2 separate regions of the Mus musculus genome follow, and region 1 is linked to region 2. The links are chromatin loops, found by intact Hi-C in ENCODE. Cell type or tissue: gastrocnemius. All regions are shown on one strand. Each heading gives the region's core, and the rest is flanking DNA. Links, peaks and the distances in the headings are about the cores only. Region 1 overlaps 4732471J01Rik (RIKEN cDNA 4732471J01 gene). Region 2 holds the start of Ceacam1 (carcinoembryonic antigen-related cell adhesion molecule 1).

What was found. Hi-C counts contacts between places; a loop is a spot of excess contacts. Peaks named below come from ENCODE experiments on the same cell type or tissue, not always from the same donor. Only the 100,000 strongest peaks of a DNase experiment are listed, where the experiment ranks them.
Region 1: a loop joins it to region 2, with 12 times the contacts of the local background. A loop is called at or near these places in 40 of 42 quality-filtered maps.

What each region holds. Positions count from the first base shown.
Region 1 is chr7:25,421,703-25,427,075 of GRCm38, forward strand. The region is part of intron 4 of 4732471J01Rik (RIKEN cDNA 4732471J01 gene); the gene reads left to right. It also overlaps the pseudogene Gm20949. Among named protein-coding and RNA genes, the nearest start is that of Cxcl17, 12 kb to the left of the region's middle. In gastrocnemius, for the core only: CTCF peaks have their summits at 2,935 (motif pointing right) and 4,880 (motif pointing right); DNase peaks (open chromatin) are centred at 856 and 2,935.
Region 2 is chr7:25,476,619-25,481,991 of GRCm38, forward strand. It overlaps Ceacam1 (carcinoembryonic antigen-related cell adhesion molecule 1), which reads right to left and starts at 1,007. Exons shown (of 9, transcript NM_001039185.1): 1 at 853-1,007; 2 at 1-85. The coding sequence starts at 916. The region is part of intron 4 of 4732471J01Rik (RIKEN cDNA 4732471J01 gene); the gene reads left to right. In gastrocnemius, for the core only: a CTCF peak has its summit at 3,026 (motif pointing left); a DNase peak (open chromatin) is centred at 3,015; H3K4me3 peaks cover 1,291 bases; H3K27ac peaks cover 1,639 bases.

The DNA.
Region 1 (5,373 bases), core at 62-5,061, 55 kb before region 2:
ACCTCTAAGGGACAGAGGGCTCCTATGATGTGTTCAGGGCAGGCACAGGGTTACAGCACCCTGCATGGAAGTGACCGGGGCTGCAGGGATAAGGTGGGCTCTTGATCTGCTCACGTGCTGTGCCGCAGGATGCTTCCTCAGTGGGGCAGATGGTCCCACCTCCAGTGGTGGCAGCTGCTGCCTCAGGAGACAGCAGCACCTCCGGCCACTTCTGGCTACAACGGGAGCAACAGGGGCCAGAGAGTGAGGCCAGGCCCTGCACAGTGTGGAGGTGGTGGTGATGCGGGCAGATGTGGGGCATACTGAGTGAGGCTAGCAGCAGCCTGGGTACAAGTCTGTGGCTTGTCTGTACTAGCTGTTTGCTGTGATATTCTTTCAACAGCTCCTCCAGGGCTGCTGCATTCTCTTTCTTCTCTGTGATCAGGCACACCAGGACTCCAATGGTGTCCTCGTTGGCATCTTCTGTCCTATAGGCAGGATTAATCCCACTGCCTCCTCCACCAGGGCTGGGCCTGACTTCCTTTTGGGCTGTGCAATGGTAGCTCTGCCGCTTGAGCAGGTTGCACACCAGGATGCCCAGAAGCCCCATTAGACAAAAGACAGGAACGATGGCAATCACTACATACTGGGCAGCCGTCTCCTCAGGACCGCTTGCCCGAGTGCCATTCCCAGGCTGCCGAGGTTCGCCCTGCCGCCCTGACTCATCACAGCCACCAGTACTTGGTGGTGCCTTGGGACATGGCTGACAGGGAACATGAGGAACTCCCTGTGGCCCAAACCACCCACGCTGGCAGTCTCCACACATTGTATCACGAGTTGCTGTGCCAGCCTGGGCCTCCAACCTCTTTTGAAGGCTGCAGCGGTAATGAGGCTGACATGGATAGGAGTCCCCTGAGGCTGAAAAGGTGCCTGGGGGGCAAGTTCTGCATAATGTGCCCTGTCCTGGATCCGGGTCAGGCTCTTTGCCAGGTGGACACAGCCAAGGAGTTATTGGTGTTGGAGTGGCCAGGGGCCAGGGCAGCAGCACAAAGAGGCAAGACAGGGGCCAGCACAGCAAGGTCCGCTTCATCATCAGGCCCTGGCGTGACATTGACCTTCTGACAGACTGCACCTAGCGCAGTGCTGGGAGGACGCGCAGCCGGCGGGCTCACATAGACAGCACCAGGATGGGACTGGACCAGGCAGAAGAGCATCCGCCGCGCAGGAGAACTTCCTCGGAGCAGCCGAGCGGGGCTGAGGGCCGCGCGCGCCCTCCTTACCTGGCCTGCAGCCCCAGCTTTGCTCAGCGCCCGACGCGGAGCCGGGGCCCTGCTAGGCGAGCGCTTCGGGGCCGGCCGCGCAGCCTGTGTGCCTTTTGAATCACATAGTGAGTTCTAGAAAACAATTTTGTGTTCACCCCTCCAGCTTTTTCCAGAGACAAACTCTGAAGCCTTGCGCTCTCCCGTCACTCTCCATGGTCAAGCATGGAGACCACAGCAGACGCTGAATTCTAGGACCGTCCAGCCAGAGCAGCAGTGCTCAGGACTGCTTTCTTCCCTGCTGGACCGTGTTCACAGTGAGAGTGGGATCCTACATCTGCAGCATCTTCCTACCTGGGCTGTGGCCAGCCCCGTGCCTCTTTTCACGGATCTTTTTATTTTTTCTCCTCTTCCTTCTCCTCCTCCTTTTTTTTTTTTTTTAAACAAATCTCACATCATAGCTTAAACTAGTGATTCTCAACTTCCTAATGACCCTTACATTCAGTTCCTTAGGTTGTACTGACCCCCAACCATAAAATTATTTTATTGCTACTCCATAACTGTAACTTTGCTGTTAAGAATCATAATGTAAATACCTTAGGTGACCCCTTTGAAAGAGTCATCTGATCTCTCCTCCTCCCAAAGGGGTTTCAATACACAAATTGCGAACCTTTGGCTTAAACTTACAGGAGAGTGCAGGGCTTCAGATATGCCTACGGAAAGAAATGGAGGGGCTCGTGGTGGGTGATCTCAGATACTGGCTAATTCCAGTGCTTGTCAGGACCAGGGCCAGGATTGAAGAGAGGCACGAGATAAAACAGCACCACAGAGCGCAAGTGACCAGGGAACCCTACATTTATTTCCTGGCACTTCATCAGGCCCAGATGTCTGAAAACAATGTCCTGATGATTTTTTTTTAAAGATTTATTTATTGGTTATATGTAAGTACACTGTAGCTGTCTGTCTTCAGACACCCCAGAAGAGGGAGGCAGATCTCATTACGGATGGTTGTGAGCCACCATGTGATTGCTGGGATTTGAACTCGGGACCTTTGGAAGAGCAGCCGGGTGCTCTTACCCACTGAGCCATCTCACCAGCCCCTGATGATTTTTAAAGAAAAAAGATTTATTTATTAATATGTAAGTACACTGTAGCTGTCTTCAGATGCACTAGAAGAGGGCATCAGATCTCATGGATGGTTGCGAGCCACCATGTGGTTGCTGGGATTTGAACTCAGGACCTTTGAAAGAGCAGTCAGTGCTCTTAATTGCTGAGCCATCTCTCCAGCCCCCCAGTCCTGATGATTTTGAGGGCTGCACTGTTAGTGCTTAGCATGGAACTTAGGTTTTCCACGGACACCAAATTGTTCGGAATCATAAAAACTTCTTTGAGGGTCAGCACAATGGCTCTTCAGTGAAGGTGTCATCACTGAGTTTGATCCCTGGACTCACAGTGAAAGACGAGAACTGACTCTGCAGGTTGTCCTCTAACGTCCACAGGTGCACCCACGTGACAAATACAGATGTAATAATGGAAAGAATTAGGGTTCATCTTAACTGTGACAGTGCTCTGTGATGTGGGCTGTGCTGTTAAAATGAGCGGTTGTGATTCACTCCCCACATCTGTGACTTGGTGTCCCCTCCTCCTGGCACCTTCCCATTGAGAACTGTTAAGTATGTTTTACCAGTCATGGTCACAAGGTGGCAGCACTTCCTCACTGGAGTTTCCTAGTGAGCAAGCCAGACAGGCTGTTAGGATTAGAAAGGGGTGCATTAGGTGACTAGGTCAACTGTGTCATCCTGTCTGTCCTCCCACCCCCCACCCACCCACCCCTCACCCTGGATCTCTGTAGAGTGACAGAATTGTGGACACTAACATCTAGATCGGAATATACTTTAGAGAAGAGCTTACAGAACACACAAGGTTGTTGTTTAAATACAATTCTGATACTTTTTTTTAAGATTTATTTATTATTATATGTAAGTACACTGTAGCTGTCTTCATACACTAGAAGAAGGCATCAGATCTCATTATGGGTGGTTTTGAGCCTCCATGCGGTTGCTGGCATTTGAACTCAGTACCTTCAGAAGAGCAGTCGGTGCTGTTAACTGCTGAGCCATCTCTCCAGCCCCCAATTCTGATACTTCTAGTGGAGACTGAAAGCCCTCTCCCTTCCTCTTCTGTCCCTGCCTCTGTCCTTCTCTCTCTCTCCCCTCCCCAACATGTCTTTCACTTTGCTGCTCTGGTCTTGTTTCCTAGGCTGGCCCCTAACACATCCACCCACTGCTAGGATTTGGTAAGCTATCACTGCTGGGTGGTGGTGGGTCACACTACGTAACAAGAGATCACGGTAGAGATGAATTTTCATTGCACCTGTGTTGATTTGTGGATGAAGTGAGAACAGACTCTGGAGGGAGCATCTAGCCTGTCTGGTGTAGCTATGACTTTAACATACCACAGGATCTCAGTGTGTAGCTCTGGCTGGCTTGGACCTCTCTATGTAGATCACAGAGATCATTGCCTCTGCCTCCTGAGTGCTGCAATTAAAGGTTCCCCTACCTGTCCCTCCAGCATGACTCCTGCTTAAGTCCAGGCTCTGCTCCTAAGTGTCGTTCCCACTCCTCCATCCCATGGCTCCTCTGACATTTCCAGCAGCTTCTCTTGTTTAGAACCCAGAACTCCTCGCTCAAGGTATCATTCGATGACTTCTGTACCCCAAACCTTCAGAGGTTCTTTGGCAATCACGGGTTTCCTTTAAGTGTGTCTGCCTAGTTTGTTTTCTTTCTTTCTTTCTTTCTTTCTTTCTTTCTTTCTTTCTTTCTTTCTTTCTTTCTTTCTTTCTTTCTTTCTTTCTTTCTTCTTGAGACAGGGTTTCTCTGTGTAGCCCTGGTTGTCCTGGAACTCACTCTGTAGACCAGGCTGGCCTCGAACTCAGAAATTCACCTGCCTCTGCCTCCCAAGTGCTGGGATTAAAGGCGTGCGCCACCACGCCCAGCTTTTTTTTTTTTTTTTTTTTCTGCCTAGTTTTCATGGTCCTTCAACATAGCCACTTTAGCAAGTTTACCTAACTTCTGGTTTCTCAACCACATCTTTCTGTAATGGTGATCCCTGTTTCCTCCCCTTTCCTAAACTGGGTTCACTACTCTTTCTCGACAGTGGTAATGTCTGCTCTAGAGTTAGACAAGCTGGTTTCTAATTCCAAGGGTACCACTGACCTTGGCAAATCACCTTCCTTTCTGAGGGACCAGCAACCCCTGCTGAGGCAACCTCATGTGTTGTTAAAATGAATAAATGGAAAAAAATTTAGACTACTTTCTTGAGAACTGCTAAATGAGCATCTACAACAGCGATCAATGCCTGGCTCCTTTTGCTTTTGTGTCTCCTGTTTCCGTAGTAGTCCTACTGTTCAGATGCCCAAACCTGCCTCTCTCAGGAAATACGTCCCAGACATTCCTCACCCAATGGCCCTGATCTTTTGCTCATTATTTCACCCATGTATCAGCTAGCAGCTAGTGCATCAGTTTATAGTGGCTATATGTTAATGGGGCGATGGGACTAATTTTCTTTTTTAGTCTTTTTTTTTTAAAAGATTTATTTATTTCATGTATGTGGGTACACTGTCACTATCTTCAGATACACCAGAAGAGGGCATCAGATCCCATTACAGATGACTGTGAGCCACCATGTGGTTGCTGGGTATTGAACTCAGGACCTCTGGAAGAGCAGTCAGTGTCTTCACCTCTGAGCCATCTCTCCAGCCCCCTTTTTAGTCTTTTATGAGAGCTTGAGCGTTGTCTTTAATGCTGCGACAGCTCCTTCTGCAATCAAGAGTCAGATCCTGGTAGCTTCGTGAATACCTTAGGGATAGCTTTCCTCAGGGCTCTTCCTCTTTGTACGCTTTGCTGGTCTCTTTTTCATGTCATGAGCTATTCCGTCTCCAGGAGGGATTGATGAAAACATTTAAGTTATTATCACTTAAAATTTTTAGCTGGGCATGATGTTGCAAGTCTAATTCTAGCTCTTGTGAGGTAGAGGCAAGTGGGTCTTTGTGAGTTTGTGGCCAGCCAGGGCTATATTGTCAGTGAGACCTTTTCTTAAAACATTAAAAAGTATTATGTGTCTGTATGTGAATGCA
Region 2 (5,373 bases), core at 53-5,052:
TTGTTGTCTTCAGCAACCTGGGGCGGCACAGCCTCAATGGTGACTTCAGCAGTGGTGGCAGGGCTCCAGGAGGCTAAAAGTGAGGCTAAGAGGGAAGAGAGAAAGACCTATCAATCTTAGGACCTTTGCAAAACCTCTCAGCCTTGCTGTGCCTGTGTCCTATTGGGTGGTGGCCAGCAGATCACCTCCATTCCTCATCTTTCCACTGTAGGAAACGCTCTTCTCCGGCATTCACACAGCTCACCTCTCACTGCCCTCAGACCCCAGCTCACACTCAGAGTCTTTGCTGAGTGTAGGCCTATCTTCTCTGACCCCCTCCTCTAAAGACCCTGCACCTTCATTTTCTGGCCTTTCTCTGCTTTGATTTTTTCTGAAGTGCTTGCCAACCTGACCCCACCTAGATGCCCTCGCAGGTCTGCCGTTTTACACATAGAACTAGGGCTTTGTGTGCAGGGCTAGGTGGGTTTTGGCTTAATCCCTGCTGCCTGGAACATGCTCATATACCTGTTTGCAAATCAGTGTCCCAGAGCCTAGTGTATTTGCAAATTTCTCAGTGTAGTATGCAATAATTCTGTTTACTTGCCCCAGTTTGGTTTTTACGTGGAGAGTCACCCTGACAGAGTTGTGGACTTCAGTCTTCAGGATATCCTAGCCAGTGCGATAAACTTAACAATAGCAAAGAACTGAGTTACTCCTCACCACTAGCCAATTCACACTCACTGAGAGCTTCCTGTTGCCGTCAAGCTTCAAGCAGAAGCCAGATGTCCCTTCTCAGGTTCCTTTCCTCTCCCAGAAGAGCCCAGCCAGTCTCTGAGCTCCCCTGCTCTCTACTGGGAAGGAATATCTCCTTACCTGTGAGCAGTAGTCCTCCCCAGGGAACCTGCCCTTTGTGGAGATGTGCTGAGGCCAGCTCCATGTCTCTGCTGCCTGCCTGCTAGCTTCTTCTCCAACACTACTGCTAAGCCAGGCTGCCCTGATATCTGCCCTGCTTTTCTTAAAGGAGCTTTGTCTCCTCCCAGGGGAGGGCACCTCCCAGATCCACGTGGGCTGGGGGTGGAGCCTGTGAGTCTGACAATGCTGAACTCCTGTCAGTGTGGGCCTCCCGTCCTTCTATTCCTCTTTCCAGTTCAGTGTTCTAGAACATACTCCGAGCAGCAAGGCTGAGGAGTGCCCTGTGCCCTGGCCTTGGGGCTGTCAACTGCAGCAGGAGTTCCAGCATTTCCTGTAGCCTAGAGTGACACAAACCCCCATGGGAGCCCTCTGTGCCCTGCTCTCAATGCTCACAGAGGTGGGGTTTACTCCAGGCAGGAAGTGGCAGAGTTATCTGGAGGGTTAAGGAAAGGCCTAGCTGAGTGATGACTGGGTAGGACCTGATCCATCGTCACTGATGACACCAGTCATGTGTCTGATCCTAGGATACAAGTTGTCTCAGGGGCTTCATATCCTGGGTGTGCAGGAGGAGGTGACCTGTGTGTCCTGGAAAGAGGACTGTGTGCTCCACCTTCCTATGGAGGGTGCCAGGGAGACCTCCCCAGCTTCCTGTGCTGGCCAAATGTGATTCAGGTCTGCCCGTGCCCTCCGTAACCGTCCCAGGATGGCTCTGTTCTCCTTGGTGAATGCCCTGGGATTTCCCATCTCTCCCATGGATGATGGAGGATGGAAGGGACCACATCGGCTGTCCTTGCAGAATGGAGTTCTCAGAGATACAGGAAAGAGCCAGGAGGACAGAGTATGGTTAGGTGAGGGAGCTGGCTCCAGGTGTGTCAACTGGGATGGAAACTGCAATCCAGGTTGCAAGATAGGTTCTTGCGTATTCTTTCGTTGGTCATCCAGATCCCGGGAGCTCTGTGGGGGTCTGGCCTCTTGGCACTGTTGCTCCCTCCACTGGGCTGCAAACCCCCCTCGGCTCCTTCAGTCCCTTCTCCAACTCCTCCATCTGGGACCCCATGCTCAGTCCAATGGTTGACTGTGAGCTTTCGCCTTGCCTCTGTACTTGTCAGGCTCTGGTAAAGCTTCTTAGGAGACAGACAGATCCGGCTTCCATCAGCTAGCACTTCCTGACATCCACAATCGTGTACAGGTTTGGTGGCTATATGTTGAATGGATCCCCAGGTGGGGCAGTCTCTGGATGGCCTTTCCTTCAGTCTTTGCTCCACACTTTGTCTCCGTATTTCCTCCTGTGAAGATTTTGTTCACCCTTCTAAGAAGCAGTGAAGCATCCACACTTTGGTCTTTCTTCTTCTTAGGCTTCATATAGTCTGTGAATTGAATCTTGGGTATTCTGAACTTTTGGACTAATATCCACTTATCAGTGAGTACATATCTTGTTTGTTTGTTCCTTTGTGACTGAGTTACCTCACTCAGGATGATATTCTCAAGTTCCATCCATTTGCCTATGAATTTCATGAAGTCATTGTTTTTAATGGCTGATTAGTAGTCTGTTGTGTAAATGTACCACATTTTCTTTCTTTCTTTCTTTCTTTCTTTCTTTCTTTCTTTCTTTCTTTCTTTCTTTCTTTCTTTCTTTCTTTCTTTCTTCCTTTTTTGTTTTTCGAGACAGGGTTTCTCTGTATAGTCTAGGCTGTCCTGGAACTCACTTTGTAGACCAGGCTGGCCTCGAACTCAGAATTCCGCCTGTCTCTGCCTCCCAAGTGCTGGGATTAAAGGTGTGCGCCACTACCGCCCGGCTGTACCACATTTTCTGTATCCATTAGTGACACATGGCCCTGGCCAAACATGTGGCAGAAGATGGCCTTATTGGATATCAGTGGGAGGAGAGGCCCTCAGGCCTGAGGCTGTTCAATACTCCAGTGTAGGGGAATGCCAGGGCAGGAGAATGAGAATGGGTGGATGTGGGAGCATCCTCATAGAGGTAGGGGGAGGGAGGTAAGGATAGGGGGGTTCTGAAGGGGAGACCTGGAAAGGGGAAAACATTTGAAATGTAAATAAAGAAAATATACAAGGGGTGGTCATGGCTCAGGAGTTTTTTCTGTTGATTATATGGTCCAATTTCGCCCCCTGGTGTTCAGGAGGAGACCTGCAGCTCACATCTGGGTTGCCCTAAGGATGGTAACAAGGCTTTCAAAACTGTGGAGGAGTTGAGCACTAAGGTTTCCAGGAAAGATCCCAAGTGTATAGATCTTTTCAGGATCCATTCCTTTTTTTTTTTTTTTTAGCTAGAGACTATTATATCTGTGAAATGAGACTGACTGCCATTTGATCTGCAGTTCCACGGTGACTAATGAGGTTGATCTCCCATTCCCATGTGTCTAGTAACTTAGTTGTACATCTTGTTCCTGGGCAGCAATATCCTAGAACTGTGCTTTCTCTATAATTGCTTTATTCTGACTTCTAAATTTTAAAGCAAAGCACTTTCATTCACCAACAATAGCATATTTTAGAATTGTAACATTACAGAGACAAAGTTTGGAGCTGAGACAAAAGGATGGACCATCTAGAGATTGCCATATCCAGGGAGCCATCCCATAATCAGCCTCCAAACACTGACACCATTGCATACACTACCAAGATTTTGCTGAAAGGACCCTGATATAGCTGTCTCTTGTGAGACTGTGCCGGGGCCTAGAAAACACAGAAGTGGATGCTCATAGTCAGCTATTGGATGGATCACAGGGCCCCCAATGGAGGAGCTAGAGAAAGTACCCAAGGAGCTAAAGGGATCTGCAACCCTATAGGTGGAACAACATTATGAACTAACCAGTACCCCGGAGCTCTTGACTCTAGCTGCATATGTATCAAAAGATGGCCTAGTCGGCCATCACTGGAAAGAGAGGCCCATTGGACTTGCAAACTTTATATGCTCCAGTACAGGGGAACGCCAGGGCCAAAAAGTGGGAGTCGGGGGGATGGTATGGGGGACTTTTGGGATAGCATTGGAAATGTAAATGAGGAAAATACCTAATAAAAATTATATACATATATTAAAAAAAGAATTGTAACATTAAAAACCACAAAAAGGAAGCTTCTTAGTGTGTGTAATTCCTGGTGTGTTAGTATTTGAGATGCAGTAGCAGTGAGTCAGCATTCCTTGGAATTTGTTTTATAAATTCATAATTATGATTATTTAAGCATACTTATGAGTGTCTTCACTCTCTATAGTTTTTATAGGTGAAATTCTTGTTTAAAGAACTATGGGCCCTAATTGTTGGTACTTACAAGAACTACACTGTACAGGAATATTCAAAGGATGAAAGACAGAACTTCAGATCCAGGCCTCCCAGTAAGGCAGCAGCCCCGCATGGAGTCCCACGTGGACACTGCTTGCTAAGGGCCTGTTTTACGTCAAAACCGGTTACATGCGAGAGAGCATCCAAAGGGCCCACACCAGGTACATCATATGTGTGAGCCCATGAGGGAGCACTTTGTCTCCTTAGAACTACCACACCATTGCCAGGCGGTGGCGCACACCTCCAACACTCGGGAGGCAGAGGAAGGAGGATCTCTGTGAGTTTCAGGCCAGCCTGGTCTACAGAGTGAGTTCCAGGACAGCCAGGGCTACACAGAGAAACCCTGTCTTGAAAACCAAACCAAACCAAACCAAACCAAACCAGACCAAACCCCTTCATGTTCTCCTTCCTAATGTTATATATGTAATTACATGTGTACATGCAGACATTAGAGCTAGGATCCACAAACAAGAAAGGACATATGGGGTTTTCTTCCTGAGATCAAATGATCTCATTTAACATGATATATTCTAAGTCTATCCACATCCCTGTAAACTTTGTGATTCATCTTTCTGTAGAGACGAACAATACTTCACAGTGTGTGTGTGTGTGTGTGTGTGTGTGTGTATGTGTGAGTGTGTGTGTGTGTGTGTGTGTGTGTATGTGTGAGTGTGTGGTAGACTTGTATTGTGCATTCATATATTGATGGAGATCTAGGTTGGTTCTACTTCCTTGCTATATGGGATGGAGCAGCTGTAATCATGGGAGTGCAGATATCTCAATGGTAGGGTACAGGTTCTCTGGGTATATGTCCAGTGAAATAGCTGCGTTATATGGTATTGCTATTTTTTAAGAGACTTCCACACAGCTTTGTATAATGGCTATTAATTTGCACACCCACCAGCAATGAGTGTGTGTTTCTCTTCCCCCCCACACTCTCTCTGTAGGCATAATGTTATTGCATATTGTTTAAATATTAACCTTGTATAATGCTGATTTCTGTGCCCCTTTGCCAGGTAACTATCTATACTGTGTCTCCTGCTTCAGGGCTGTGTAAGCATTGGTCCCCATTTATTCTCTGATTTGTCAATAAAAGCTGATCAGCTAATGACTGAGCAGGGTTTATAGAATAGGACTGGACTTCCTCCCATCCAGGGGAGGGAGGGAAAGAGGGAGGAAGGAAGGG